Linked DNA regions of Mus musculus: regions 2, 3, 4 and 5 are each linked to region 1. Evidence: chromatin loops called from intact Hi-C (ENCODE). Cell type or tissue: heart. All regions are shown on one strand. Each heading gives the region's core, and the rest is flanking DNA. Links, peaks and the distances in the headings are about the cores only. Region 1 overlaps Dpysl2 (dihydropyrimidinase-like 2). Region 2 has its middle 34 kb from the start of Stmn4. Region 3 overlaps Gm30438 (a long non-coding RNA gene). Region 4 has its middle 47 kb from the start of Stmn4. Region 5 overlaps Ppp2r2a (protein phosphatase 2, regulatory subunit B, alpha).

What was found. A loop is a pair of places that touch in the nucleus more often than their neighbours do. Peaks named below come from ENCODE experiments on the same cell type or tissue, not always from the same donor. Only the 100,000 strongest peaks of a DNase experiment are listed, where the experiment ranks them.
Region 2: a loop joins it to region 1, with 3 times the contacts of the local background. A loop is called at or near these places in 8 of 42 quality-filtered maps.
Region 3: it touches region 1 in a loop (2.7-fold over the local background); 2 of 42 quality-filtered maps call a loop at or near these places.
Region 4: it touches region 1 in a loop (3-fold over the local background); 9 of 42 quality-filtered maps call a loop at or near these places.
Region 5: a loop joins it to region 1, with 3 times the contacts of the local background. A loop is called at or near these places in 7 of 42 quality-filtered maps.

Annotation. Positions count from the first base shown.
Region 1 is chr14:66,870,308-66,876,662 of GRCm38, forward strand. All of the region lies in intron 1 of Dpysl2 (dihydropyrimidinase-like 2), which reads right to left. It overlaps Gm5464 (predicted gene 5464), which reads left to right. Exons shown (of 1, transcript NR_157372.1): 1 at 1-698. Among named protein-coding and RNA genes, the nearest start is that of Gm5464, 4.6 kb to the left of the region's middle. In heart, for the core only: a CTCF peak has its summit at 3,250 (motif pointing left); DNase peaks (open chromatin) are centred at 2,544 and 3,254; H3K27ac peaks cover 1,342 bases.
Region 2 is chr14:66,374,870-66,381,224 of GRCm38, forward strand. No RefSeq gene overlaps it. Among named protein-coding and RNA genes, the nearest start is that of Stmn4, 34 kb to the left of the region's middle. In heart, for the core only: a CTCF peak has its summit at 3,159 (motif pointing right); no DNase peak of the experiment used is centred there.
Region 3 is chr14:67,185,979-67,192,333 of GRCm38, forward strand. It overlaps Gm30438 (a long non-coding RNA gene), which reads left to right. Exons shown (of 8, transcript XR_874742.2): 8 at 2,820-3,234. Among named protein-coding and RNA genes, the nearest start is that of Gm30806, 12 kb to the right of the region's middle. In heart, for the core only: a CTCF peak has its summit at 2,945 (motif pointing left); DNase peaks (open chromatin) are centred at 1,873, 2,553, 2,903 and 3,123; H3K4me3 peaks cover 1,296 bases; H3K27ac peaks cover 967 bases.
Region 4 is chr14:66,388,298-66,394,652 of GRCm38, forward strand. No RefSeq gene overlaps it. Among named protein-coding and RNA genes, the nearest start is that of Stmn4, 47 kb to the left of the region's middle. In heart, for the core only: a CTCF peak has its summit at 2,671 (motif pointing right); no DNase peak of the experiment used is centred there.
Region 5 is chr14:67,009,040-67,015,394 of GRCm38, forward strand. It overlaps Ppp2r2a (protein phosphatase 2, regulatory subunit B, alpha), which reads right to left. Exons shown (of 10, transcript NM_028032.3): 10 at 5,017-6,355. Among named protein-coding and RNA genes, the nearest start is that of Bnip3l, 3.3 kb to the left of the region's middle. In heart, for the core only: a CTCF peak has its summit at 3,618 (motif pointing left); no DNase peak of the experiment used is centred there.

The DNA.
Region 1 (6,355 bases), core at 975-4,974:
TACATACATACAGAGATTGGATCAAGATCCACCTAGACAGTATCATAGGTAGGTTGGTAGGTAGATAGATGATGGAAGGATGGATGAATGCATGGATACATACATACATACATACATACATACATACATACATGCATAGATTGGATCAAGATCCACCTAGACAGTATTATAGGTAGGTAGGTAGGTAGGTAGGTAGATAGATAGATAGATAGATAGATAGATAGATAGATAGATAGATAGATAGATGGATAGAAGATAGAAAGATAGGTGGATCGATGAAAATAAAGCAAAACTTTCCAGGAAAGCCCACTGTAAGGTTCAGCTAGCAGTCAGCAGGAGGAGGGCCCTATTAAATCACAGGGGAAATAACTACTTGTTAGGCAAGGTTAATGAGATTCACATTAATTTAAACAAAATAGCCTCTAGTTACATTGTTTGTTTTTGTTGCACTTTCCTGCACTTGATCTTAATGGATTTAGATTCATCTTGTTATTTACCAATTTGCTGTGAAATATTTTGTTTGGTTCTATCTATCCATCTCATTAGTGTCAAGCTCCTCCCTATAGCCAGACACGCAAGGTTCTTAACCCATGATAATTGACATTTCTGCCCATAAATGTCCAGAGACAGAAGGTTAAAACTGATTTATCTGCTCTGGCTGGAGCTTAAGAGAGTATTTGGCACATAGAAGGCCCAGGAAAAAAAAAAACAAACTTTAATTAATGAAGGAAAATACTTGTAGTTGCATATCTTAGTGAACTTTCTGCTCAATTCAGTGCAGGAACATAAAAAGGGATGAGAAAGAAGCATCTAGACTGACCGATCGGTTACCATGAACTGTAACTGTTAACTCTCTGTAAAGACACTCAATGGAAAATTCCTAGGAAATCATTATCTGGGAATAGGATATTGGTGCCAGTCTCCAAGACTTCTGGGTGTTTAAAAGTTAAATGCTTGACAACAAGGATGAATCTATCTATTCTGCATTCACAGTCTCTTCCAGAGCCCACCTCCCTACAATTCCTCACCCAACACCAACCAGGAAAGGGCAAGCATTGGTGTCCCTGTGAGACAGTCCTTATGGTAGTAACACCCCAAGCATCTGGCGCAGTCTTGGGGAATAAACTGAAGGGGGAGTTGAGACTGACTTCAGCCGCCCCCTGGACTCCCAGACAGTCCCCATGCTCAGCAGATATACAGAGCTTCAAAGCAAACCTCTTCTTGCAGAGAAGAAAAAGACACCTCCCAATAGTAGTGTTTGCCTACGTGCTCAGAGCCCAGTGGCCTTTAGCTGGGCCTGTTGGCATAGGCTTGTACCTGCAGCTACTCAGGACGCCGAGGCAGGAGAAACACAAGATTCACTGCTGGTCTGTCCAGCTTTCCATGACCGTATCTCAAAATAAAGAAGTAGAAAAGCACATTGTGCTTTCTTTCCTTTCACTTCTGGTTTTTGTTTGGTTGGGATTTTTTTTGTGTTTTGTTTTGTTTTGTTCAGATAAAATAGATGCTGTGCAGCATGCAGCCTGATCTCATAGTACGTGTTAATGATTGGTACATAAATAAATAGGCTTTGTCGCTTCGTTGTTACGGGGAAAAAAACAAAAGGCTTTTCCACATCACCACCATGCCAAAAACCACACCAGACTCAGTTTATTTTGGGCACAGTCACTGTGGTGGGTCTTGGTTCCAGCCACACAGCTCCCTACCCCCACCCCCTGGTCCTTGGAACTTCAGTGGAATTTTGTTCGCAAAGCTTGTTCTTGTGAGAAGAGGGGACAAGGAACAAAGCTGCCTACAGTTTATGTTGTTTCTCCTAACTGCTAGGAGCCTCATTAATCTTGAAATGAACCTCAGAATCATACAAGGAGCCCCTAGGAAAATATCCCCATGACTATATTTTCTAAAGTTATATTTTGAGTAGATTGGACAGAGAAAGGCTCTAACTCAGGGCCTTGTGCTTGCTGGGCAAGCATCTCTTGTGTAGGCACGCCCTCATCCTCTGAAGTTGTTCCTTCCTCTCCATCATTCTTCATCCTTCCTCCCTAATCCATACCTTTGTCCTATGTGCCTCCTATACTGTGTGGTGCAACTCAGCCCCGAGCCTGGCGGGAGGGTAGATCTCTTTTCTTTCTTTCTTTCTTTCTTTCTTTCTTTCTTTCTTTCTTTCTTTCTTTCTTTCTTTCTTTGTACTCACAGTGCTAAGAACTTGTGACAGAGTCTTGCTGACAGCTCACCCTTGTAAAGAGTGCAGCAGGAGAGCTTTATGTTTTGAAAAGATGGCTTGTGGAGATGAATGGAGTAGAGATAACACCCACCCTGGCTTTATAAGGTGCTTATGCCAGGAAGTGGGGTGGTGAGCTGAAGGCTGTCAATCTGATGCTCCAGGGTGACTAGCTAGCTGCTCTCAGTTCCTCAGTAGTTTGCCCAATACAGTATCTGTCCAGACCCAGCCCTCCAAGGTTCTTAGTTTCATTTTCCTTCCATGTGGAAAGCTGAAGTGACCATTTCTGCTTCTGAGGCGCTGCGGAAGCCCAACATTGAGAATATCACAGGGAAGGGACACTCGGAAACAAAATGCTGACGGGAAGATCGGAATCTAGATGTGGCCAAGAAGAAAACCGCAACACCCCCCTGAGCCATTGCGGCCAGTTACCCAGAGCTGCAGCCTCCGTCCGATGTGGTCTGCAGAGGTTAGGATGACACAGCGGCCAAGAGAAGGAGCAGGGATCCTGGGTTGCCAAAACCAAAAGGCTCTGACCAGGGTGCTGGGCTGCAGATGGGTGCAGGCAAGGATGACTGCTTTTCTGACTATGAAACCCCAAAGGGCCCAGATTGCCAAAGGACAGCTAAGCAGACATACATGAGACCAGACCAGCTACCACCTTCCATGGGTGCATCTTTTGGGTGTGGCTCAGTGAGGATCATCAGAACAGTCATAGACTACTTTTACCAGAACTGGGCCATATGAACTACCCGCCCCCTTTGGGCTCTGAAAGGGTCCTGAAGATCCCCTGACTACATGAGGCCAAGACGGGTATTGGGACACAAAGGAAATCAGGGTATTCCACAGAAGCAAACAGAATCGAGCTTTCTCTTCCAGCCTCCAGTTGGCACAGACACCACCCAAAGGATCTCAGGATTACACACACTGCACCCTGGTATGTGTGAATACAGAATGTCCTTGAGGTCTCTGTCCCTGATGGAGACACCCAGACCTAGCTGGCCTTCCTGTCTCAGGTCTTCCCCCTGGTGGCCAATGAAGAGTATGCACATAGTTCACTCCTTTATCCTGGAGCATTGGGGTTTCACACTGGGAGAGGGCTTTTAAGTCCCAGTGATATGAGCCAGTCTGCCCACCAATTATCTGACCCTGCCTCCACCCTCAGGGCCTGAATCTTCCACAGCTGAGTTCAGCAAGATTATTTTCCTCTGTGCACTGAGCCACAGGACCAAACCTTCTATTTCTGAAAGTGGAAACCAAGAAACTGAGCTAGCAGGAAGCTTTCACCCCTACTGAGAACTTCCTCTCCTCTCCAAAGTGCAGTGTGGCCTGCTCTTTCATTCTACAAAAGAGGGCTAAACATCACTGCTAGCTTTCCGCTTCTCTGGCTTTCAATATCAATCCAATCGGATGCAATGTCACTGTGCAGCTAATAAGGTAGGAACCAGCATCTATGGAGAACAGACTGACACCGTCAGTCATGGTGCTGAGACCTTGAACACATAATCCATGTGCAGGTCTGGCTCAGTGGGAGAGTTGGCTCCCAAAATGCAACGTCCTGAATTTGACCCCCAACAAAGTTCAAATTCAATACCAAAAAAAAAAAAAAAAAAAACAATACAAATCTTTCATCTTTCCCCAAGCCCTACCAGGGCTTCCCATCCTATCATATAGATGGAGAAAGTGAAGCCCAAAGAGGCCTCAAATAAAGCACAGCTTCTTGCTGGAGCAAGAGAAATATTCAAATCCAAGAACCCCTTAGTTCAGCAAGCCTGTTGTCTTCATGATAAAGCACTTGATTTGGAGAACTCAGGCTCTGCCTTGTATGGGAGCAAGGTTTGGCTGATCTACCTGACATCTCTGTCTTCACTGATTTCTATCCTTGACCCCCCACTCCAAAACACTTTCCCTTATCCCCCAAATCCATCCCTTTCTTGTCTTATTTCTCCCTGCCCCCAACTAAAACCAGTTTCTCCGGGCAGCCTTGGACTTCCGGTCATGAGAACCAGCACAGATGGATACCAACGTTTAAATGAAACAGTGCTTAGTGTTTCTCCCCACTGGAAGGATAACGTTCACCTCATAGGCCTGTGGAGGTCTAGATGCACAGTGAGTATATCTATCAATACATTCAGGGCACAATGGACAAAAACAGATGGCGAAATCCCCCACTGGCCCAACATTCTTAAATCTTCACTATTCATCAGAATTACAGAATTACCAGAGTCTGGCCTACGTTTGCATGCAAGACAGCAGAGCCACTGCAGGAGTTGTTGCCTCTGACCTTCAGTCTTAGCAAACTGGCCCCACAGCAACACTTCATAAAGCAACCCTGACAGAGTGTGTCCATGTCTGAGAGCAAACCTCTCCTGGAGTGAGAGTCTGTCTCCCACTCCCTTTCTAATCAGGGAGCGACACTTTGCCAACAGAGATCTTGCAGCAAGGGAGACATGCTGCACCTGCTGTGCCCCCAACCAAGTCACCTCTCACCCCATGTGGCTGGGGAGCCCTATGACATGGCTAGAGTGATTGAGTTTTTTTTTTTTTTTAGGTTTATTTCACCCAAATTAAACTGATTTTCATGTAAGTACCCACCTGAAGCATGTACCAATCACTCCTATGCTAAAGTCATAAAACCTGAGGTCTGCTTGTTATAGCAGCAAAATTCTGGCTACACTGACTGCTATCACTGTGACGGTTTGTTATGCTCCTCCCAGGGAGTGGCACTATTAGAAGGTGTAGCCCTGCTCGAGTGGCTGTGTCACTGTGAACGTGGGCTTTAAGACCCTCATCCTAGCTGCCTAGAAGCCAGTATTCCACTAGCAGCCTTCAGGTGAATATGTAGAACTCTCAGCTCTGCCTGCACCATGCCTGCTTGGATGCTGCCATGTTCCTGCCTTGATGATAATGGACTGAAGCTCTGAACCTGTAAGCCAGTCCTAATGAAATGTAAGAGTTACCTTGGTCATGGTGTCTGTTCAGAGCAGTAAAACCCTAACTAAGGCAATCACAATGTCGAGATCTTTAAATCCATATGAAATCCGTACATACACATTCTGTCTCCTCCCCTTCTTCCTGAAGGCCTTCTCCTTCCAGCCCCTCCTGCCTTCATTCTCATGGCCTCAGTGACTTGGACTGACCATTCTCAAAGCTGTCTGAGCCCTTGTTTCCTCACTCTGTCACCAAGAGTGAAAGAATCCCTTCTTCTTTCCCAGGTGAACTTCATGGTCCAACGTTTGCACAGCACCCTTCTGTTCCTCGGCCTGATAGATGTCCTTGATTCTGTCACCCTGCCCCCATCTCTCAAGAGCTAACAGAACTTGACCATCTTTGTGGCTCATGCTGAGGCTTGGCCTTGGGGAATTCACTACCTAACAAGGCCAGTGCTCAGCAAGAAAGTAATATGGCCTGGAGAGTACCAAGTTCCTGGGATGGAATCACATGTACCTACTCTTTCTCCCTTGCCCCCATTTGGCCTTTTAGAGACGGGATTTCACCATTAGAGCTCAGCTTGCCTTGAACTCTTGGTCCTTCTGCCTTGGCCACTCGAGTGCTGGGATTACAGATGAGTATCACTCCAGAGCAGAGTTCTCGTCTCCCCTCCAATCAGGTAGGAAGAGGTTGTTCAACTGAGGATTATTCCAGAATTTGTATTTGCTCCCATTCCTTCTCCCTTCTAGATCGCAGCCTCTTCCTCGCTACTTTTTATTTCCTTGAACTTGGGGACATGCTCCAGCCCTCTCACCAGCCTGGGCTCTGCGTCCTCAGCAGTGATTGCCCTGTCGTTGCCCTTTGTTCTTGGCCCTACTCTAGCAAGGTGGAGTCTATTCCTATTAGCTTCTCAAGCCATGTCAACTGGCTTCTTCCCCTGCTCCGTTGAAAGAGGTCTATCATAGAGTGAGCAACTGGTCAACCTTAGGACTACTTTGTAGACTTTACCCTAAGGGAACCTGGCTGAGACACTTAACTGTTGTCTTTACCTACTTTCTTTCAACAATAATTAGCTTTTTATTTGTTTGTTTGTTTGGTTGGTTGGTTTTATTTTTTCAAGACGAGAGTTTCTCTGTGTAACCCTAGCTGTCTTGGAACTCACTCTATAGACCAACTTGGCCTCAAACTCGCAGAGATCCTCCT
Region 2 (6,355 bases), core at 1,289-5,288, 500 kb before region 1:
ACTGGCTGGGGAGGAGTGGGAATGGTAATTGTAATTTTCCAGGAAGTAATTGTAATTTTCTTAGGATTATCTTTAACCCCCCCCCAATATCCATTCCTTACCCATTTCTGTGTCTCACCCAACATCTTTGTGACTAATGTATAAAACCTTTGCAAGGTATTAGAACTGTCACGTGTGTGCTAGGAATTGAACTCAGGACCTCTGGAAGAGCAGTCAGTGCTCTTAACCACTGAGCCATCTCTCCAGTACCCCAAATATACTAACTTCAGACCACCAAAGACATGCCTGCGTTGCGTTAACCCATCCACCTAATGTTTCCACCAATGTGTTCGAAAAGTACCTCAATATGCGACTTTCACAGTCCTGATACCTTAAAACTTCATAAAGCTCTTACCACATTGGAATATTGAATTTGAGGTCTCCCACATCTCTGTACCTGGGGCTGTGATCACTCACATTTGGCTCCAGAATGAACTATCTCTTGTTCTGTTGAGAGTTGTATTTGTATGCTGACTCGGACAGTCATCATGGTCAGCCAAGAGCTTGGTGGCAGTTGCTCCACTTGTCTTTCTTATCTTCCCGAGGCTAGGGCAGGTCAAATGGTTCCAACAGACCTTTCTGGTAGATTCCAGGGTCCCAAGCAGCAGCATCAGGAGGACTCTAAGTTCTTCCAGAGATGCAGGCTCATTTGTGTTCACCACTGTCCTGTTTAAAATAGTCAGGACATAGAGCCAGCCTAGACGCCCATCAGGAGAGGAGCAGATGATGAAAATATGGTTCATACATAATGGAATTTTATTAGGTCTTAAAGAAAGGCAAAAGCATGGCACTTGCTGGAAATGGATGAAGCTATAAATTATTATCGTAAGCAGAGGAACATCGCAGACCCAGAGAACCAAAGATTGCATGCTTTCTCTCATCATTTTTATGTGTGTGTCTCAGCGTAAGGGTGTGTGTATGGGTCATGGAACTAGAATGGGACCCACGAGAGGGGAAAAGATATTAAGGGAGGTTGAGAGAAGAGGAAGAAAGAGGATTACAGAACAAGACATGAAAGATGAGGGGACTGAGAAGGAGGTGGAGAGGAGAGAGAGATGGGGGAGGAGGAGGAGGGAGTAAGGGAGTCAGAGAAGGGGTGAGAGTGTGGAGGAGGGGGTGGGAAATGGGGCAGGGGAGGAGACAGGGACAAGGATTCACACATCAAAGTATGTCTGAGGATCCCATAGTGAGACCAATCACTTCGTATACTAACAAAACAAAACAAAACAAAACAACAAACAGATAAAATATAGTCAAACTAATGAAAAAGGCAAATAAAGGCCCTATCTCCTTCCCACGAGAAACTTCAAGGGCTGTGGCCTTTTCCCTACTGGAGCTCAGCTTCACTGGGACTGAATGATTGGCCTGAGTGCTCTCATTTTAAGAAAGGTCAAACCTCCTGGAGTTATAGTAACAAATGAAACAAACCAAACAACACACCATAAACAAGGGAAAGGCCTCAGGCAGCCCTCTGGGGACACCAACCTTTAAAACCAGCACAGGATCTGTGGGAGGAAATGTTGCTGAGGCACACAGTGGATGGATCAGGAGGATTTGCCTCTGGGGTTACTCTAGGGTTCTTTTTTCCTTGTGGGTGTTCCCCTTGCACTTTCTGTCACCTAGGCTGTGTGCATCACTGGGTGGCGGAGCGCATCGCTGTTGTATGTCTTGGAGCCGATGGTTCTTCAGACATTCTAGGGCACTGAAAGGGTTAAAGGAGAATTTTCCACCTCGGGGCACAGAAACTATTTGTGTTCAAAGATGTGTAAACACACGGGAAAAACCTGCACAGAGGCCTGCTAACTCCCCACTCCCCCCCCCCCCCGTGTGTGTGTGTGTGTGTGTGTGTGTGTGTGTATGTGATCTCAGAAGCCTAAGGCAGCCATGTGCCTTTGTGATCTCAGCATCCAGAAGACTGGGGCAGAGGTTCACAAGTTCTAGGTCAGCCACGGGGACAGACTGAGACCTTGTCCCTCTAAACCCCAACCCCCCCCCCCCCCGCCCAAACCAATAAGAATCGTGAAAAAAGATCAAAGCACCAAATAATGGCTCTCATTACACTTAGTTGCACAGGCAGGTGGGCTACTCTGAGAGAAATGGTAATTTTCATATAAAAGGAAAAGAAAACCAATGTCAATAGATTCTGCGGTGGAAATTCAAGAAGCCATGAAGCAAATCAAAGACAAGGGTAACAAGAACTAAGACACAATGTGGGCTGAGAGGAGGAAGAAAGAAACACAGAAATACTGACATTAGAGAATGCTGCACATCAGAATTCTGACATGCATAGGAATCAACATAGAAAAAACCAATTTTAACCATTGTGTAATACAAATTCAGAAATGTTTTTACTACAGAGGAAACAGGAGAAAGAATAATAACAAAATAAAGAGAACATATGTTAATAGTATCATTTTTCGATAGATGATAGGACTTTATCCTAAGCGAATAAGCATCCAGGGGAATTTATGGGCATTCCTCCCCACCACCCCAGGGCTCCGATTTTTAATTTCCCTAAGCTGGTCTGTGACAGTCTGGTGTATCTTCATATCTGATAATCACACTTAGCAGTTTTCTAGACACATTTTGCCATTTAAGTTTATGCAGTAGGGTCTTGCTACATCTCACAGGCTTATCTGCATCTCACTCATCAGGTGGCTTTCAATGCCAGTTCCTCCCTGTCTCAGCCTCTCAAGTGCAGGGGTTGCAGGTGAGGGTCTCCCCAGCTTCTACACTGCCATCTTAAAGCAAGTTGACAGTATTTAATGCACTTAAAGCAGGTCTCTGCTAGGAGTTCACACGGACTCCAATACATTTCTTAATATCAAACACATGTGTTTTCACATTCAAATTTTTATGTTCCCATCTCAGCTTTCTATCATGCTTTGAAGATTTGTCACTGTTTCCAGGACCCTTACTTTTATTAAGATAAGAACGGAAGTTTATTTTTGTAAAAATTACACACAGTCACTTTCCCTCGTGACCCCTCGTTCCCCCAAACCTCCCCCACTCCCTGAACCCCTTTTCTGGAGTTGATGATTGTTCATCTTGCTTTATTTTCTTGGCTTTGACTTTGGACCCCAGAGATCACAGGGAGCTAGCGCAGTACAGGAATATGACCAGCAGGTGGCGTTCGTACTGTTTCTACTACGGGAACCGCCCAGAATTCTCCAGGACAAATTTGCACAAAAGAGGCGACTGCAACCATAGCTGTTACAGTTGGTAATTAGGGATAAGGTTGCCATGGTGACGAGGGGTCTTGGGATGTTTATAGCTTTGCAAGAGCTGATGCCAATGAGCTATCGGATTGCTTCTTCCTTTGATGGTAATGGCAGGCAAACTGAGGTCATGCAAATGCTGTATGGTGCAGCCTGCTTAGGAAGCTATTCTGCTGCTGTTGTTATTTATGGGATAAAAGTATCCTGTTGAGAGAAACACACACACACACACACACACACACACACACAATTTGTATGCATGCACACAAGTGCACCATATTTATCTGACTTGTTTACATTTTCTGTATGTTTTATCTCCATTCCCCACATTTCTCAATGTGGTTTTCATTAAAATTCTCTGAGAAGAAAGGCTCCATTCATCTGACAAGCTCGGGAAATATTGCATGCTCATGCTTTAGAGGTTCACAGTGTACTTGAGCCAGAACGTCTTTGGATGTCCTATTTCACCTCCACACGCTCATTTGCCTCGTAAACCCACTTAAACAGACAATTCATTAACTCTCTCAGCTAATCACTCCTCATCTTCTCCTCAAGACGTTAATAGACATTCATTAAGTGTAGGTTTCCTTGTAGCCTTGCGCTCACATAAGTCTCTCCAGCAAGGCGTGGAGCTCTGATAAGCTAGCCTGTCAAAGGCTGTGTGGCCAAGACTCAATGGTTATTAATGGCTGCCTATGAACTCCTAAGAAATGGTTTCCAATTGAGCTATGTATCCATGGATACCACAGACTGAAATTATTCATTGTTAATGTCTTTATCCATCCATAAATTTTATTGGGTAAATGAGGCCACGCCCCAGACATGGCCCACAGCATTAATAAGTCATTTGTAGGTTAGCATAGTATTATTTTACATCTTGTCACATCGTTTCTGATGCTTTAAATTCAATCTTCTGCTAGTGTATTTTCCCCAGAGAGGCACCTCCTCTCCCATGAATAACCTACTTGTGATTGATCATAAAACAGAACTTATTAAAAGAGATTTTTAAAAACAACAACAAAAAAAAGGACTGAGAATTTGCTCACACATACTGCCTCTCGGGTGGGGGAGGGGAGTCACCCTCCCTGCACTTCATTGTGAAAAGGGAGGTCTGGTCCTCTCAAACTGTGGAAAGAACAATTGCCCTAGTCCACTAGGGCAGTGGCTGCCAACAGCTTTAGGAATGCACCAGTTGACACTCTTGGCTAGGCTGATAATGTTTTAGACCCACTCCAAATGTTGAAGGCGTTTCCTGTGACTTACCCCTCTTTACACTCCGGAAGGCCACTGGATTTTATTGCTAGGGGACCATGAGAGGAGCAGGAACATTTAAAAGACAGGCAACAGTAACCAAGTGTCCAGCTCCTTGTCAGTCACTTTGCTATTTATTGAATCCTTGATTAAGTTTAAGCCTTAAAGCCCACTAGATGGGTTTTACCAGCCCCATTTTACCAAGAAGAGATGAAGGCTGGAGGTGCCTTGCCTCATATGGGACAACTTGTAAAGTATAAATAAGGGGACATTTTTTGACTCTAGGTTTGTCCAAATCCAAAGTCAAACAAAGGCAGCAATATTTGTACAAGAATCAAATTATCCTCAAAAGAAATAAGGAGGAGGAAGAGGAGGAGGAGGAAGAGGAAGAGGAAGAGGGAAGAGGAGGAGGAGGAAGAGGAAGAGGGAAGAGGAAGAGGAGGAGGAGGGAGAGGAAGAGGAGGAGGAGGAGGAAGAGGAAGAGGAGGAGGAAGAAGAGGAGGAGGAGACCTAGGAGGAGAGGATCAGCTTGTTTCTTCCATGGGAGGTACATAATTAGTCAAAAGGGGAGGGTCCCTGGCTCTGGCCAACCCCTACGGTCTTCCACAACAGCCACTGTTCTATTTACCATTTGTGTTAGTTCCCTTTCCCGTTGCTGTGATAAAATACCCCAGCAAAGCAGTTTAAGGAAGTAGGGTCTGTTTTAGCCCTCACCTCCAGATCGTGGCCTATCACTGCAGGGAAGTCTGGAAGGCCGGAACTTGAGTTTGATAGTCACATTAGTAGTCATAGTCCAAAGCAGAGGGGAAGGACCGAAGGCATAGGTGCCACTGCTCAGCACACTTCTTCCTTGCTTACAGTCTCAGATTTCAGTCAGAGAATGGCCCCACCCCCTGTGGGCGTGTCTTCCTGCCCCATGCAATAAAGATAATCTCCATAGCACGCCCATCTTCCAGGTGACTTTAGACTGTCAAATTGACAATAAACACTGCCTGCTGTTGTTCCAAGCGTTTACTCCGTTACCAACTTGTCCCGCTTCTGTTGTGTGGGCTGAACTTGTATTGGCATTTATTCATATTTTTTAAAAACCCCTTCAGTCAATTTTACACTCATGGGTTCCTTTCGATCAAACCTCCAGTTATTTTAAAAGCTGGCAATTGCCGTCTACTTAGGATCTTTTCATTACCCATGACAGTTTGTCTTAGATTTCACTGATAATCAATGAGCTGCTCTTTTAAATACTTAGTGGATCAAATTAACGGCTTTAATTAACAACCTACATGAAAATCAATGACCTCCATATTCAGCTATTCCAAGTTTATCTGACTTGTTAGTCAGTAGGACAACACTTGCTTTTTGTTTTGTAACATGTATATTCCTTTAGATCACCGCACCTCAACCTTGCTAATGCTGCTACCCCCTTAATACAGTTCGTGCTGTAAGTGACTCCCCACCATAAAAATATCTCATTGCTACTTCATAACTGTAATTTTGCTACAGTTATGAATCATAGTGTAAATATCTGATATGCAGATGGGCTTAGGTGCCTTGTGAAACGGTTGTTCTACCATCAAGGGGTCCTGACCCACAGGTTGAGAATGGGTCCTTTGCATGTAGCTTTCAGATTTTATACAAACAACTCCCAACACGAATCAGGAAGACATCTGGGTCTTTCATCTCAATCCCTAATCATTGAGCTGCTCACATGGCTCTTTCTGTAGAAGACACTCAGTTCCTGCTGTTACCGGCAGTTAAATATTGATTAAATAAATCACGACATCTGTTACCTATTTCTGTTTGCTCTGCTTTCTGGTCCCAGGTTGGGATTGCTAGTTCCTGTGGTCTCC
Region 3 (6,355 bases), core at 1,149-5,148, 320 kb after region 1:
ATATTACAAACACAGAGACAGGCTCAACCATCTGTAACTCCAGTGCCCTCTTCTGGTCCGCACGGGCACCTACACTACATAAGACACATACACAGTCATGCACATTTACATAAACAAAAAGACACCGTTAAAAAGAAATTTTAAAACAGGAAGGGAAGTGGACTTGACTATCTACAGTTTGGTATCTTTGGGGATCATGGATTCAGCTATCAAGGAACAACTATGCAGCAGACCCCGTTTTAAATGCCTCACAAGGGTTTAGTTCACAACTTCTTTGTCACCTTTGACCTCTTTCCTAAATGAGACTTTTAAATGCATGAACAGTAATAGAATTACGGAAGGAAGCCATACAGAAGAGGCGGTTTAAGCATGAGTCACACTGGTCACATATTTACTTTGTTATCAGCACGTTAAATTACCAGATGTCATAGCCCGTGTAGTGCACACTATATTTAAAGTAATGGTTGCGCGCCTACCAGTTAGGACATCTGCAGCAGCTGTAAGTGCTTCTGAAGCATCATCAGAGGACTGCTAAGACTGTTGGGGTTGAACTACTTCTATTTCTGCCTAGATACATAAAGGAAGATGCTGTGGTCGAGCAGGGCATGCAGAGATGAAGATACCACTTCAAGTTCACATAGTTCCTTTTCGTTACTAACGGCTTGCTCCTAAGCTCCCCACTCTCTATTCCTTCCCTCACAGAAACCCCTCTCACACGCAGACATTGGGCACAAAACAGACAAGAAAGAGGTTGGGAGGATGGAAGAGAGAGGAGTTGCCTGGATTGCTTTATGTCAACTTATAGAAGCTTAAGGTATCTGAGAGGAAGGAACCTCGATTGAGAAAATGCCTCCATACAATCAGGCTGTGCCCAAGACTGGAAGACATTTTCATAATTAGAGTTTCATAGGGGAGGGCCTGGACCCTTGTGGGTGGTGCCACCTCTCAGCTGGAGCTCCTGAGTGCTAGAAAAAAGCAAGCTGAGCAAGCCATGAGGAGCAAGCCAGCAAGCAGCACTCCTCCATGACCTCTGCATCAGCTCCTGCCCCCAGGTTCCTGCCCTGTTTGATTTTCTACTCTGACTTCCTTCCATGAACAGTGCAGGAGAAGTGCAAGCCAGGTAAACTCTTTCCTCCCCACATTGTTTTTGGTTGTGGTGTTTGATCGCAGCAATGATAACCCTAACTAGGACAAGAACAATCTGTTGTTCTTGTCCTCACCGGTTTTGGGTTTCATGCAAACAGTAACATTCCATGTACCTGACAGTGGATGGTGGCTGTTTTTAGACTCCCACATCCAGACTCATGGTGTCTGCCCAGACACAGCAGCACCGCTGGGCACTGTCCTCTTGGCTGCCACAAAAAGGTATCAAAGGTTTGGCGGTTTAAAATAGCTGAAGTGTGGGGCTGTGGAGATGGCTCAGTGGATAAAGCGATTGCCTATAACCTCATCACTGGTGGGAGGCAGAGACAGAGAATCCCCGGAGCAAGCTGAGTGGCCAGACTAGCTGAAGCACTGAGCTCCAGGGTCAGTTGCAGTATGTGGACCTGGGTTTGGATGCTAGCACACATATGGCAATTCACAACCTTCTAATTCCAGTTCCAGGGATCCGACACCCTTTTCTGGCCTGTGCAGGCACTGCATGCATGTCAACCACATGCAGGCAGGCAAAGCACTCATACCCAGGACCAGCTAGCTGTCTTACCTTCCTGCTGCTGTGCCTTCCCCACCGTGCTTGACACATCCCGGCTCCCCCGCCCCCCTTTAAACTGTGAACCAAATTAGGTTGCCTTTGTAAGGGATTTGCTGAGAGTGGTTCTGCTGCATTCCAGGCAGGTGACTTGAGCCTCCTATTTCCTTATCTGTAAAATGGGCATAACAAGGGCACCTGCCTGGCCAGGTGTGGCCTGGATCGAGTGAGATGCTGTAAAAGCGTGTGTGGGTGGATGGGTGGTGGTGAAGATGATGTTGATGATGTTGGTGGTGTAGTTGCCCTGGTTATTAGTCCAGAGGACTCACCATTGCATTGATTACAGTACAGAAAGGGCTCAGCTTGCAAGGACTAACCAGACTTGGCTCTTGCAGGCCAGAATCTAGTATATGGCACGGAGATGCCTGGCAGCTGCCAGGAGTCCAGAAAGTAGAGTTCTGCAACTGCTGGGAGGGATGGTTGAACGGTTCACCAAACAACACTGGCATCAGGTAGCCTTTTGCCCCCACCTCCAAAGAGGTAGAAAAGGTGACAATAGAGGTTTTCCATTCCGTTTTTTGTGCCTGCGATGTGCGCACAGAGCCTCAGGAGGTAAACAATCCACCTCCACCAGCTTATCTACCAACTACGTTTTTTTCCAACAGTGCCAGCTTTAGAATCACAACTGCAACCAGGACCCTCTAGCATCCTGTGGAAGTCACTACCTCCCAAGCCCTTAAACCTTTGAAATGGCTTGTTTAAACGCGTCGACATCCTTCGGGTGCCTGCCTCCAGGAAGGAGGGAGAAGGCTGTGCAGTGATTGGCTAGGAAGTGGGCGGAGCCACTGCGTGACTGCTTGTGTTCCACCTCCTGTAGAAGTCCTGGCTGTCCGCAGGGAGGAGGAGGGGACTAGGGCAGCTCCACTGGGCGTGTTGCCTAGGGACACTTAGAAGATTGCAAGAGATTTTAATTTCTTGCTTAAGAGTCAGGGTCAGAGTCCCGTCTTATCTTAGTGGTTTCTGTCTGAACCTTCCAATGCCATCGCCCTACCTGTAATAGGTCGATAAAGTTAAATGGGAAAAAAAAAGAATTAGCTAATTATTTAATAAATGAAGCTGTTGCTTGCAGGTCACAGTCGACGATCCTGCTGTGTCATCCGTGGAGGGCTGAGTCAGCCCTGCCTCAAACCTGAACCCAGTGGACCGGGATCTGTACGAGGCTCTCTAGCTCCACCGTCTGGCAGGGGAGCGCAATGAGCTTTGCGACCGTGAAACCGAGACACTGTTAAGGATAAAAACAGGACTAAACCTCACCGAGTAGTTCATGTGTCCCTTTCCCTTTAACTCTCTATCCTCCAGCTAGATCCGTTTACCGGAGATCTGGGTTTCTGCTGATTGCTTTACAGAGCCCTCTGCCCCCGTGCTCCCCCAGGACTTCAGGCACGCCCTTGGCCAGAACCCAGGCGCCGCCTAGGCTCTCTCTTCACTTCCTGCCTCCTAACTCTCAAGAGGGGCGGAGCTGCTTTCTAGAAGGCAATTTGAACCTGGGCTTTTTTTTTTTTTTTTTTTTTTTTTTTTTTTTTGGTCATCACAATAAAGGGGAGCCTTACTGGCATTTAGTGGCGCTGACCCGCCATGCTGGACATCTAGTAGGATAGTTCATATTGTCTTAGGAGGTTTTTCAGATATCCTGCTGGACATTTGTGTAGGTGAATGCCATGCATTAACTCTCAGAGCTAGGACCAGGTCTATTCCATTTATAAACATAAAGGACTTTCTGTAAGACCCTCCTTTCTCTCTCCCACCGTCCTTTACTTCATTTCTTGCTACCATTCCCACCCCGTTCTTATTTTCTGCGACAGACTCTTGCTTTGTATAGTCCAGAGCTAGGACCAGCTCCATTTTATTTACAAACAAGTTTTTTGAAGGTCCTTCCTTCCTTCCTTCCTTCCTTCCTTCCTTCCTTCCTCCCTCCCTCCCTCCCTCCCTCCCCCTCTCTCCCTTCCTCTTTCCCTCCCTCCCTTCCTCTTTCCCTCCCTCCCTTCCTCTTTCCCTCCCTCCTTTCTTTCCTTCTTTCCTTCCTTCCCTTATTCTTTCTATGGAGCCCATGCTGACCTGAAACATGTAATCCTCCTGCCTCCGTTTCTTCCCAAGAACTGGAACTGCACTTATCACCGTAGCCAGATGAAGCTTTTATTACAACAAAATCTATACAATATTCCAGGCACCGTTTTAGCCATTTCTAAGTGAACAACATCAGTGGCTGACTTGTATTCAGAATGCTATGAAACCATCGTTTCTGTCAATCTCCAAATCTTTTCCATGACTCCAAACAGAGACAGGGTAGTCAGTAATCAGGAACTCCCATCCTGCCTCCTCTAGCCAGGGCTTCCTCTGATCTACTTTCAGTCTCCGTGAGCTTGTGGGTTCTCAGTACCTCAGGTGAGTGGATGCGGGCAGTGTTTGGCCTTTGTTTTGTTGACAGCTTAAAGGAAAGTTGCCACCACTGCAGATATAGCTCCATGCCTGCTGTTTGAATCATAGTAAAATACAAATGTATCAGTCTGCGCTTATAGCTGTCTCAAGCCACATGGCTGCTTGCATCTGAAACAGGATGTTTTATAACATAACTGTCCGAATATTCACATATCCGAATATGTATTATTTTGTATGTTCTTATTTACATTTTTATACTAAAACTTGTATGTGGGTAGCATACTGATTTAACTTTAGTAAAAGTACATTACAAAACATTTATTACAGAAAGAGACACAGGGTGTGGTGGGGCTAAAATTTCCAAACAACCAGTCCTGAGATCTGGGGTATATCTCTGGAAATGGCATGCTATTAACTTCCTACGACTACTACCTGTCTCTGGAAACCTGCATGGTTAGTCCTCATTCCTCAAGCAGTAAATCTCCAAACTATCTCTTCTGTTGACTTTTGGTCACTCTCTGCTTTCTGTGGCCTGGGAAGTACAGTCAGTCAGGGGCCTTTATTTCTGTGTTGTCAGTGTTGGGCACTGTCCTTACTACTACCATTCCTGGCTCACAATAGGCACAGGCATTATAAAGAATTGACAGGGAGACTTTATTTTTTAATATTTATTTTTCTTTTAAAAGATGTGTGTGTGTGTGTGTGTGTGTGTGTGTGTGTGTGTGTGTGTGTGTGTGAGAGAGAGAGAGAGAGAGAGAGAGAGAGAGAGAGAGAGAGAGAGAGAGAGAGAGAAAGAGAGAGTCCCTGCAACTGGAATTAAGGCAGTTGTGAGCTGTTGTGTGAATGCTGAAAACCGAACTTGGGTCCTCTGCAAGAGCAGCATGTGCTCTTAACCACTGTGCTATCTCTCCAGCCTGAGAAAAGATCCCTTCTAGGCCCACAATTAAAGCCAGCAAGTCAAATAATGTGTGTATACATGCACACCCGTACACACACACACACACACACACACACACACACACACACACACTCATGACTTGAAATAGTTTTCTGCTCTTCACCTGCTGAGCACTGTCTCCTCATGAGGACTGCAGGCTCATCCATGCAGAGCTCCAGATGAACTCAGGGCTTGGCAAACGCTTAGCATATGCTCTGTGTCGAACTGAACTCCCAGACTTTAAAGCTGGGTTTTCAGCATCCAATAAAACAACAGACCCCAGCGCAAGGCCCCTGCATTTCACACGTGGGAACCGGAACCACACTACGCTTGCTTCCCACTGAAATTTATCTGGTTGGGAACACTTGAATATTGATTTTTTTTTTCTGCACAAAAAGGCAGGAAGTGTTACATATATTGTTTCCTAGCCAGCCACCTCTTTATTATTCCTGTTTCCTTGGCCTCAGAGTCTTTCTTCAGAGTGCATGATGCCACGCCTCTTTAAATGAACTCCAATTTGCCAGGTGGTGATGACACACACCCTTAATCCCAGCACTCAGGAGGCAGAGGATGGTGAATCTCCGAGTTCAAGGCCAGCCTGGTCTACAGAGCAAGTTCCAGTAGCCAGGGCCACACAGAGAAATTCTCTCTTGAAAAGCAAACCAACGAACAAACAAAGCTCCTATCTGGTTGCTAAAGATCAAGCACTATTTCTTGACTTTACAGTGGTGCGATGAGCTTTCCATGCGACCATTTATTTATTTTTTCCTATTCCTATAGAATGTTCCATAGGTTCTGTGAAATCCTTTGTTAGATACAGGGCTTTGTGTGAAAGGGCCTGGCTTGCCTGAAGGCCAATGCAAGCTGAGAACGGATGGCAGTAGACTACATTTTGGATCTAGACTCTTTCTGAAAGATGCTGTGTTGAGGTTTGGTTCCTAACCTGTAGCATTATTGGTAGGTAGTGAACTGATTAGTAGGTAGGGCCTAATGGAAGGAGGTTAGGTCACTGAAATCATGCCCTCGACGAGTGTATTGGAACCCAAGCTCTTCCTGTGTCTTTGTTTCCTAGCTGTGATGAGATGAGCAGTTCCCTGGCATGTTCTTATCATGATGTACTGTGCTACCACAGGCCCAAAGCAAGAGAACCAAGCAGCACAGACCCAAACCTCTGAAACCATGAGTCAAAGCAAACCTCTTCTTTGTAAATGTTGGTTATCCATTTTTCCCTTCCTTCTTTCTTCCCTCCTTCCCTTACTTTCTCCCTTCTGTTAGGCAGTTGCTATGGAGTT
Region 4 (6,355 bases), core at 921-4,920, 480 kb before region 1:
GGTGTAGGAGAGGTGTGTCTTGTAAGCCCACTCGAGCTCCATGTATTTGTGCTAGGATTTCTGCAGTCATAAAGTCTGGGTCGGGCAGCAGAGTAGCAGGCAGTGGGGATCTGGAAGGAAATTCTGGTAGGGTTCAGCAATAGAGTCTGATAATGGGTCATGTGGGCATTACTAAGCCAGTGATCTGGAGGATGCTTTAGGCTTTCTTCGATGGCATGGGGGAGTGGTGATAACCAGACTCTGTCTCAAAGGCAGCTTATTGCATTTCTTCACCAGGAGAGCCAACTGTTGCTACTATGCAGATGCAGGATGGCCATCCTGCAACTATTATTATATTGAGCCATTTGGACAGATAAGCTACCAGGCTGCACCATGGTCCCAGATGTTGGGTTAGGACTCTTTCTATTCCTTTACATTTGTCTACCAATAGGTTGGAGAACTTAGTTATATCTGGCAGCCTTTAGGCAGGGGCTGAAAGGAGAGCTTGTTTCAGTGCATCCAGGGCCTTCTGATGACTGTCAGTCCATGTGAATCCTGACTGTTCCTTGGTTGCTTCATATAGGGGGTTGGCCAATTTGTCAAACCCAAGGATTCATAGGCTGCAGAAGCCTGTCACCTCCAGGAATTCCCTCACTTCCCTTGCATTTTTGGGTGTGGGGATTCTCAAGACTGTTTCTTTCCTGGCTTGGAATAGCCATCTCTTACCTCCTATGAGGACATAGTCCTCCTATGAGGAGGACATATTGTATCTCCTTTAGGCACACTGACTTTTGCCGAGCTAGGGGCGAATGTCCCCTTTTCTAGGTCCTCTCTTACCTTCATCTTTATTCGGCTGTTTGGGGCACCCTCTCCGATGCTCAGGCTCAGCCATTGCTGCTAACATGATCTTGTCTAGGTTCTGATTCTGCTGTTTCTCAGCCCTTACCTGTTTTTCCTCAGCACTTTCCTTATTGTAAAAAATCTTTTCTGCCATGGCCACTAAATCCTGGAGACTCTTTTCTCCAAGTCTCTCAACTCTCTGAAGTTTTCTGCGAATATCTGGAGCAGACTGGTTATTAAATGCCATGGCTACTGCTGCCTTTGCTTCCTGAGACTCGGGATCCATGAGTGTATTGCCTAAATGTTTCCATGACTCTTCCAAGGAAGGCAGCTGTTCTCTTCCAGTCCCTGTCTAATATTATATACGTTGCCTAAATTGGTTAGCTTGCAAGCTTCAGCCTTGAGATACCCCAATCAAGTCTGGTGGTGTCTTAGTTAGGGTTTTACTAATGTGAACAGACACTATGACCAAGACAATTCTTATAAGGACAAAATTTAACTGGGGCTGGCTTACAGGTTCAGAGGTTCAGTCCATTTTATCATCAAGTCAGGAACATGGCAGCATCCAGGCAGGAATGGTGTAGGAGGAGCTGAGAGTTATACATCTTGTTCTGAAGGCAAACAGGAGAAGACTGGCTTCCAGGCAGCTAGGATGAGAGTCTTAAAGTCCATGCCCCCAGTGGCACACCTCCTCCAATAAGGCTATATCTACTCCCATAAGGGCACACCTCCAAATAATGCCACTCCCTGAGCCAAGCATATTCAAACCTTCACAGGTGGTGACCAAGGAGTCTCCCCTTACCTTCAGCAGTATTACAATCCCAATCAGAGCAAGTGGTAGGGAACTCCTCATTGATTTAAATCAGCTCAGTGGTAGGGACCCCAGAGACACCAGGAAACAATTTCCTGGCCTCTGTCTGGATTCTCTCTCACTCTCTTCTGTTGTAAAGAGGACCTGTAATAGTTGCTGACAGTCATCCCAAGTGGGCTGATGGGTAAAAAGGGCAGTTTATAGCAGGGTTATCAAGGAAGGCACAGGGGTTCTCTGAAAAGGGGCCATTCTGAGATTTCCAATTATATAAGTCACTAGTAGTAAAGAAAAAACAAACAAACAAACAAAACCCCAAAACAATAAAACCAATAGATGTGAGGCTGGTTGTCTTGGTCCTGGGCCGGGAAGCTCTTAGTTCTTAGTGGGAAGACTTTAGAGTCAGGCCTAACTGTTTATTCTTCTGCGTGCTCCCTTTCTACTCTGCATTCCTCAGGTGGGTCCTGGCTCTTCTGTGGTGAGAAGGCTTTATGGCAGGGACCAGGGATTCCAGTGAAGCTCCTTCTTCTATAAAAAGGTCCTGTAAGGGCTAGGAAATGGGTCGATAGGGAGGGGGGAAATGAGGTCTTCATTCATTCTAGCCTGTAAAACAGGGTAGAGAGGGTCTGAAGGTTTAATTGCAGCCTGGTTCTGCCCTGACGGCTGTCGCTGAGATCATTCTGTTATGGCCAATCACTGAGTCTAGGTCCCATTGGTAAGAAGGATTTAACCTAAGGTGAGGGGTTAGAAACTAAGTCCTCCCAGACCACATATAAGGCACTTGATTGGGGTGCCCCAGCCAATGTGCAAAGACCTATCTGTGGACTTCCAGGATGATATCTAGTTGGAAGGTACCTTCAGGGGTCCATACTGCATCATAAATAGGCCATTCAGATTTATAAAAGGTCTCCATTTTCCCTTTTCTAATCTTCACTGACAAATTGTGTCTGTGGACCTTGATCTCCTTAAAATGCCCTAAGACTGAGTTGATTGTCTCAGTTACAGAATAGTAAAGTGCCTCGCACAAAACAGACAGCCACAAGGGGGTGGTAAAGGCTAGCCAGCAGATTCCTCCACTTTTATGGAGGAAAAAAATGAAGACAGGGCTAAGGTAGTGAGGGGTATAGCAGGGTTCCATATCTGCTAGCGGGTTCCATGCCCACGCCATCCTTCCCAGATATTAACACCAGGGACACTCCATACCCCAGGGGCACTCAGTCCTTTATGCTAGGCTTTGGAATGACTTCCAAGCTTCTTTGGCTATGATCCTCCAGAATGTCCAATGTAGCGGGGGTTCTGTCTTAGTCAGGTTTTCTATTCCTGCACAAACATCATGACCAAGAAGCAGTTGGGGAGGAAAGGGTTTATTCAGCTTACACTTCCATACTGCTGTTCATCACCAAGGAAGTCAGGACTGGAACTCAAGCAGGTCAGGAAGCAGGAGCTGATGCAGAGGCCATGGAGGGATGTTCTTTACTGGCTTGCCTCCTCTGGCTTGCTCAGCCTGCTTTCTTATAGAACCAAGACTACCAGCCCGGAGATGGTCCCACCCACAAGGGGCCTTTCCCCCTTGATACTAATTGAGAAAATGCCTTACAGTTGGATCTCATGGAGGCATTTCCTCAACTGAAGCTCCTTTCTCTGTGATAACTCCAGCTGTGTCAAGTTGACACAAAACTAGCCAGTACAGGTTCCATGTCTGCTTTAGTTGTCTCCTGCCATGAATAATCAAGAAAAATCAGGCAGTCAAGGCGCGCGCGCGCGCACACACACACACACACACACACACGAATCTGACAGACAAGACACTGACACAAAGACCAAAAATGAGGCATGTCTTTACCAGCTGGCCTCCTGTCCCTTTGGTTGGGAGTACTGGGGGTCTTAGGGTTCTCAGCCAATGCACCAAGATGTTATGTCCAGGTCACAGGGACCCCAGAGACCATTGAGGAGCCAATTCCAATGCAAACACATAAGGGTCTTTATTACGAGCAAGGACTCTCACTGTCACCATTGCAGTGGGTCAGAAATGAAAGCCTTGAGTCTAGAAACATTGTACTCATTATCAGAGCCTACATCAAAGGTAACATTCCCAACTAATAGAAGATTAGGTGGGGTAACACAGGATGTTACATTCACCTTAATCACAAAACCTGTTCCTTTTTTAAAAGGTCTATTTGGAATTATGTTTCAATTCTCCATGTTTGATTTTTTTGTGTGTGTCAAATGAAATGAATAACTGTATTTTATGAATAAGCTCCTACTCCTAATGAGGGGTGCTAACCATCTGCTTGATGCTCTTGAATTCTCTTTGTGCATAGAAACCTCAAGCTTTGATCTGAATATCAATGGAACAGCACTCTTTGAGAACACAGGTTTTTATGATCTTACACTTATTATATAAAGTCATATATGTCTAATTAGAGAATCTCTTTTCCCTAGTAATACTCTAGGTCTTTGTTAGATAATTTTATTTGTTGCTGTAAGTTTTTTTTCTTTTAAATATTTGATTTTTGAAAGGATTTTTATTTAGTTATCTGAGTACACTATAGCTGTCATCAGACACACCAGAAGAGGGCATCAGATCCCATTACAGATCGTTGTGAGCCACCATGTGGTTGCTGGGAATTGAACTCAGAACCTCTGGAAGAGCAGTCAGTGCTCTTAACTGCTAAGACATCTCTCCAACCCCAACCTGTTCCATTTTTATCTACAGCAAACATAACATCGTACAAGACAGCTGCCAATCTCCAGACATGTCTCTCAAAATGTCTAGAACCTGCCTTCCAAATGCCCACTGACATTTGCTTGTCCAGTATTGGATTGATTTCCAGACCAGTCCATGATTGAGTAGGGATAGACAGCTGGTCACGTTAAAGGAAAGAGGAGGGCCATTATAACAACTCCATTTGATTGAAGTTTTTGAAGGCAGGTTCCAGTCTTCATGTTTTCTATTCTGCAAATTCTAAAAGTCTGAGGCAAGGCAGCTTGTCCAGTCTGGAATATAGGCATTCCCATTTTAATGCTTTGCACTATAGCCTTAGAGATATTCTTCTTCCAAGTCTTAGGGTTCACAGAAACACATCCAGCATTCATAGTATTTCTAGTAAAACAAATAGGCAGGCCCTGGCCCCTAGCAGTGTAATTCACCAACTTGGAATACTTTTTATTTTCATACCAAGGAAATCCTAACAACTGAGTATAATTAGAGGTCATAAGTACTCAGAAGGATATAGCAGAGGTGGGTCAGGAACACCTTCCTCATCACCGTTGTCAGGGCTTTCAGCAAGATCATGGTCAGCATCATTCTTTGTCCCAGCTTCAGCATGTCTCACCAATCACTCTAGCAGCCACCACGCTCCTTCAGCATCCCATGAAAAAAACACAAACATGTTCTCTTCCCCATATTAATACCTGATTGGGATCATGCCATATGCCAGCAAGTGGATCCTTTCATTTTACCTGGGCATAAGTATGCCTAGTTGTAGGGTACAATAGACTCACAGCAGCAGAGAATCTCATGGCATCCAAGATTAAAAATTCAAAATAAATTTTTTTTTTTGGTGAAGGAGTATGCAACTCCCCTTTTAAAATATTTTTGTAACTGATTTTTTAGAGCTCCATGGGTTCATTCCATAATTCTCTGTCCTTGAGGAATGCAAAATTATGTACTTTATATAGATTATAACTTACATTTTATAATTTAACTCATATTTAATTCACATTTCAATCTAAACAATTAACATTTAATATATATTATTTTCACTTAAAATATAATTAATATTTAATGCACATGATTTATACTTACTGTATACAATATATACTAATGTATATAAATCATATTCAATGCATATAAATTATATTCTATGTATATCATTTATATTTAACTTGTATAAATTATATTTAATGTGGATAATTTATATATACATACACATGTGTGTACATGTAGTTATTATATATGTTACAATATATAAAATTTCTAACTTGTATGATATATGTTAGTTTATATAATTTACATATGGGGTCACCTGCTAGATTGGATCAGAACAGACAGGTTTGCTTATCTGGAGTCCATTTTATCTGTTACAGGTGGGTCCAAGTCTTAAGACTCTTGATTCACTGAAGTTTATGTAAACTTTAGTTTACAAAAGGCTGTACAATAGTATTTACCATTGTATTGAAATCCATATTTTAGAAATATAGTTAACGTGGGTCTGTTAGAAAACATGAGTAGACTCATGCCCTTGGGACTGAGTAAAAGCTGTAGGTTTGAGTTAAAAGGCACAGAACATTCTCTTCTCAGTCCAGAGGGCTGGATACACAGGTTGAACAGAGATGCTTTTAGCATGATGGGGAGCATCTTGAAGTTCATATTCAGAAGACAACCAAAGGGAAATAAAAATCTTGAGCTTATGACTGAATTGTAAACTGCCAGTGTTCCATTAGCTTATCAGAACTCCACTGATCAATGCTGAAATTCTGAACTTTGAAATAACAATAGCATGTGGGGAAAATATGAAACATTTCCCATTTTCCCTAAATCATTTCTTACATCTGTATACCTTGCATTTATATGCCTTGAAACATCTTCCTAGATGCTCCAGAATTTATAACTTGCATTTACCAACCTTAAAAAACTTTACTTGCATTTACCAAAATTAAACCTCTTTACTCTGAAGTATATTTTATTTCTAAACCATCACCATCCAAGTTCTTTTATATCCTCTA
Region 5 (6,355 bases), core at 1,301-5,300, 140 kb after region 1:
TCGAGCTGATACGGGCGCCAGGAAAGAATTCCTGCGAGTCAGTCGCAATAGCCGGAAGGGCTGAGCTAGGAAGTTGGCATTGGATTGAGATTAGGGAGGAGTGTGCAGCCCGGAAGCGCGCGGGGCCTGAATGGAACCCCTCCCACGCCTGCAGTATCCACTTAAGAACTCACCCGTGGCTTTAAAGAAGCAGAAAACCCCAGTTCCTCCCCTTAGTGAAACATCCATTTGTGCCTCCCACAGAATACCGTGGGAGGTACCTTGGAGCTAATCACCTTGTTGGAATTTATAACATTTTAATTGCAAAGGTAACATGTAATCACGGTTTAAAAAAAAAATCAATGGCTGGGCGTGGCGCACACTTGTTATTTCAGCTCTTTCTAAGACTGAGGCAGGAGGATTTCGAGTTCCCTGCAGCCTACGCTATCGAGCGACCCATTGCCTTCAAAAACAAATTAAAAGGGAAAAGAAAATACAGATTTACCCAAACCCTGGTTGTTATCTATCTCTGTAAATGCCCTACCTCCTGTACGCTGGTTGCTGACTCTGTTAATGTTCCTAAATACTCCTACGTCGTATCTTTGTCAAGTTTCCTTGACCCGATTTTTGTATAATGTTTTTCTCAATATTGTACTTGCCTTTTAACTTTGCTTTAATTGCAGTTGTTGAATTTTCATGTAATTGTCTTTTTTAAAAATATGGTCTGAGATACCCAAACACGGAAATACTAAATCTAGGACCAGCCAGTGAGATGGTTCTGCCGGTAAAGGCGCTTGCTGAGTAAACCTGCAGACTGAGTTCATTGCCCGGAGCTCCCGGTAGATGGGAAGAAAGCTAACAAAGTTGCCTTCTGACCTCCACCAATGCACCGTGGCATATGCCCTCCCCCTCTAAATCATAAATACAGGCACACACAATAAGTCTTTGTCACTTTGAATTGACATCCAAAAACATGATCTGGAGGGATAGCTTGGGGGGTTAAGCACACTGGCTGCTCTTGCAAAGGACTCAGGTTTGGTTCAAAACACCCACATGACAGCTCGTTCACAGGGCACTCAATGCTGTCTTCCGGCATCTGAGGGCATGAGAAACCCGCATGGTACACAGACATACGTGCAGGCAAACATCCACATGCATTTATAAAACCCCAATTCTCTGGTGAGATGACTCCGGTTAAAGGCTGGGCTGCAGCCCAGAGTTATATACTGAGTTCAATCTCTGGGGCTCACATAGTACAAGGAGAGAACCTACCCCACAAACTGTCCTTGGACCTCCACATGTACACAGTGCCATACACACATAAATAGTGATAAAAATCATCTCTTAGGCCTCCCACATACAGTGTTATATTTATAAAGGCATAATGCAGGTATAAAAACATTCCTCTGGGTCTTCTCATTTTATGTCTAAGTACTTCATGTACCTGAGACTGACTTAACATATAGTGCAAAGTAGGCAAAATAGACCACTCATCTTATTCTCTGACCTCCACAGGCATGCCTCCTCTCAAATACGTAAATAGAAAATTAAAGCAAAAAGACAGATTTTTCAAAAGATCCAACTAGGAATGAAAAGAAACACGCCTCATATTGAGAATGTACTCTTTGGAGCATACTCTGTAAGAATCTTATATCCAGACTAGAAACACTGGGAGCAGGCAAACAAACTGGGTCACATTGTTCTGTTTCTTTCAGACTCTGTATGAACCTTTTATTTGCGTGTATGTGTGTGCATGGGTGGATGCATGTGTACAATCTCCATGACTTGCACCCCCCAAGGCAAGAAGATTGACTGGATTCCTCTGGAACTGGGATCACAGATGGCTATGATACACCATGTAGGTGCCACAGGAGATCCTGAGCCATGGCTCTGGCCCCACCCGAACCTTTTTGATAGTGTGGCTTGCAGTCTAGGCTGGCCTGGGACCCTGCATTGCTTGAGCATGACTTTGGATTCCTCACCCTTTCCTTGTTTCGAGGCTGTTGTGATTACAGGTGTGCACCACCACACCCAACCTAGGTCACCATTTCCTTTCTTTCTTAAATGGATAAAAGTGAAAAGCCAGTTTTTGTTCAATTAGAGATGTGAAAACATGGCTGATAGCCGGGCGGTGGTGGCACCCACCTTTAATCCCAGCACTCAGGAGGCAGAGGCAGGCGGACTTCTGAGTTTGAGGCCAGCTTGGTCTACAAAGTGAGTTCCAGAACAGCTAGGGCTAGAGAAACCCTGTCTCAAATAAACAAACAAACAAACAAAAATACCACCCCCCCCCCAAAAAAAAGAAAGAAGATGGTTGATATAATCATGATTCAAGGTTTTGTTATTTTGGAAATAATTTTTAAAAAATATTTATTTATTATTATACATAAGTACACTGTAGCTGTCTTCAGACACCAGAGGAGGGCATCAGATCTCATTACGGGTGATTGTGAGCCAACATGTGGTTGCTGAGATTTGAACTCAGGACCTTTGGAAGAGCAGCCAGTGCTCTTACCCACTGAGCCATCTGGTCAGCCCTTGGAACGCATTTTTGTCATCATGTCCCAGATCTGTAATGTCCCTATCCCATAAGGTACTAATTCTGGCTGTAGGGCTGTACACTAATAGTTTTTACACTGAGACTGGGATGATTATTAATTTCTACTTGCAAAATAAAAACAAAAATCAAAACCAGGAACTGGCTATGGAAAATCCACACAAGTGTGGCTATGTAGACAAGAAAATCCTCTTTATAGATAATACTTGAAAGTCACCCACCAGCACACACTTGGAAGACAGAGAAGCAAGAACGTCAGTTCAAGACTACCCTTTGAGCTGGGCGGTGGTGGCACACACCTTTAATCTCAGCACTTGGGAGGCAGAGGCAGGTGGATTTCTGAGTTCGAGGCCAGCCTGGTCTACAAAATGAGTTGCAGGACAGCCAGGGCTATACAGAGAAATCCTGTCTCGAAAAACCAAAAAAAAAAAAAAGAAAGAAAAAAAAAAAAAAGACTACCCTTTATCTCAAAACAAAATCCTCAACATGGGAATCAGGGGGAAATAGGAAGGCATTACGCTTACATAGGATGAACCCAGTTCCTCTAGAAAAACAGGCCTAAGGACGTTTGAGTGAACATTCTCTCGCCTTAAGCGCTTTTTAACTGTCCAGAGAATCGTATTTACACACCTTGCTGTTAACTCTGCACAAGTGTGCGTGAAGTCTTTGGTCTTGTAACAAGGTTTATCAGATCTGCCTTTGCAAGGGAAGAATGGTAAGTAAGTCCTTTCTCAGAGAGCCTGGTGCATTCAAACAGGCGTTGGATGTCTATCACGGGTCTCAAACAGTCCCCTAGTGGGAACTCGCTCAAACCGGTTGCTGGTCCTATTTCTAAATATTTTTATGCCAGTTAAACTTCCTGCTTGAAGGATTCTTTGTAGAATTCAAAGTTTTTGGTTGTCTATGTGACAAGCAAGGTGTTATGAAGGGCCATTTTATGTTAACTTCCAATCATTAACCTGGATACAAGCACACTTTAAAATCACTGTTTACTTGGCCTGGTTTGGGTTTTAATGGCATACCTGTCTATACAATCCACAAACAGTTCACAGAGGCTGGTCAAGATGTAACTACTGCCCCCTGGTGGGAAACTACTCAAACCGGTTGCTGGTCCTATTTCTAAATATTTTTATGCCAGTTTAACTTCCTGCTTGAAGAATTCTTTGTAGAACCCGAAGTTTTGTGGTTGTCTATGTGACAAGCAAGGTGTTATGAAGGGCCATTTTATGTTAACTTCAAATCTGTAAAGTCTCTATTTCAAACATAGGGCTAGTGCATCCCACATGACCCAGTATCTTAAACATTTGAGAACCCCCTCAGGTCCCACAGATTCACTATACATGATAAGAATGCTGTGTAAGAAACTCACACAGCTTCAACTCTCCATCTTTAGATAGACTAAGGGTTCTCAAATAGCTTAGAAAATTGGTAAGATTCATTATTTAGACACACTTAAATTGGGAAAGAGAGGGGGACAGACTCTTCATAGGTAGCTCGGAAACCTACTTTGTAGTCTGGCCTTGAACTCAAGGGATTAGCTCCTTGCCTTTATCTAGAATGTTGTGAGACTTTGTAGAGTAGGCTTCGGCTTTGTCTCTAGTGTGCTGGGACTGAAGGTATATGGCCACAGCAGACCTTAAACACACTACTTTTTAATGTCGTGTGTGTGCGAAAGAGAGGACATGCAGGTGTGGAGGGGAGAGGACAACTACTGAGATACACTTCTGTCACTTAGGTTCTGTCGGCTGATCTCAGATCATCAGGTTTGGTTCCAAGTGCCTTTACGCACTGAGCCATCATTCCCCCCCCCCAACCCCCCACCCCTGAGACAGGGTTTCTCTGTGTAGCCCTGGCTGTCCTGGAACTCAGAAATCCGCTTGCCTCTGCCTCCCAAGTGTTGGGATCAAAGGCGTGCATCACCACGCCCAGCACACTGAGCCATCTTGATGCTGGCCCAGTCAGCAATTTTGGGTGGCGTTAGGGAGAGACAGTACAAATTATTTCTATTTGAAATCATGTGGTATAGAAAAGATGGATATTCTTAAATAATTGAATGGTTTAAGTTTCACCAAAAATGCTTTTGCCAGCACTGCTTAGCTCTACATGCACACAAATTTTCTAAAAATAAACATATTACTGTAGTAAGTTACATGTGACTCTGTTTGCATTTCTCTAGGGTTGGTGGGATGGTTAGGGGTAGCAGTGCAAGCAGTGAACAAGCCTGAAGACCTACAGTTTGATCTCTGGACTCCATGGTGGAAAAGCCAATTCCTGCCAGCTGTCCTCTGACCTCCACATGCATGCTGTGTCAGATGCACTCAGGCACCACACACATAGTAATAACAACAACAACACAACAAAGTATCATGTCTAAGATTTAGGGGTTTAAATAAAAATTTCAGGAATACTTTTTAAAAAAAATCTGAGAGAAATGGATATACAACTTGATACTGAGAAGTTAGTTATTATGAAGTCTATTATAGGTTTATATATTACCAATTTTTATTGCCCAGCCACCAAGTGAAAACTGACTTTTAACAGAATGAGAGATCTTCAAAAAAATTCCAGCACTTCAAAAACATTACAAGAGGGTTAAATATTTGTATGGATCGTCAGAGATTAGCAAAATACAATCAAGTTGACAAGACATTTATTCTATAAGTTTTATTAATAAAAAGTTGACTATATAAAATGAGTGGCTGGGCTTAGTTTGCTACACCAAATATATTAGAAAAACAATTATTATAGGTTATTAATAGCATTCCTGATATCTTAAGTTGACAGGTCTCTTCCAACTATACAAAACTAAGCCTTATAGTGATGGGTGAGAATCATAAAAACTACCATTTGAGAAAAAAAAAAAAAAAGACTTCTACTGACTGCTTGGTGGCTCAAAGCCAAACCATAGGAATGCCACTATCCCAAAGGATATGAGAAATTATCCCATCAAAACTTTGTATTGTGGATCCTTCTAGATTCGCAACTATACAAGCCAAAGAAAGAAAGAGATTAAGAATGCACCCACAACCCCCAAATAAATTAGTAAAAGTGCCATTAAGAATTATCAGACATTTTGTTTAAATACAAATTCAAATTTAACTCCAAAAGATACAGTAACTTTATTACATAAAATTTCTCCTGTGCGCTAAAAATATTAACGTACAAGACATAATATATGTGTAAGTGTAGAGGGAATTGTGGTGGAGTTGTTTAATCATTTTCATTACTGAAGAACAATAGGCAGTGGGAATATATAAGCACGCAGAGTCCTCTATATTCAACATTGTTATATTACTGTTCAATCAAAATATACTACCATTCTCATATAAATGCCTGCTCATTCATCTTTTAAAAATAAAGTCCATTCTCTCTCCATAAAGCTTCCTGCAGGACTGACCACGGTCCATCCCACACTAACTGGGACACTCTCCATCTTTGGCTAGGGCCTCAGCACTGGAACACTGTGGATCATCACACATCTGGTGCTTACGCAGCTGTTGCAGTCCATGCATCACCGTACCTTTAAAAGCTTGTCCCGAATATACCTTTGGAAAACCAAAAGACGTATCTATGGCAAAGTACAATTCAGTGATTCCACAGCAATTAGTACAAAACAGCTCTTTAGTGCAGCATCCGGTTTCATCTACCACGTTACTTCCAGACGGAATTCCAGTCTACTGTGCCTGAACAGCGAGAAAAGTCAACTTGTCTACTTGGTATTTCCTAAGGCAAAGAAATGAAGCACTGGAAGAAGACTTCAGAGTGAAGCTCCTCAACTGTGGTTCTCATTGACAGCAACTTTGTTAACAGATAAATCAA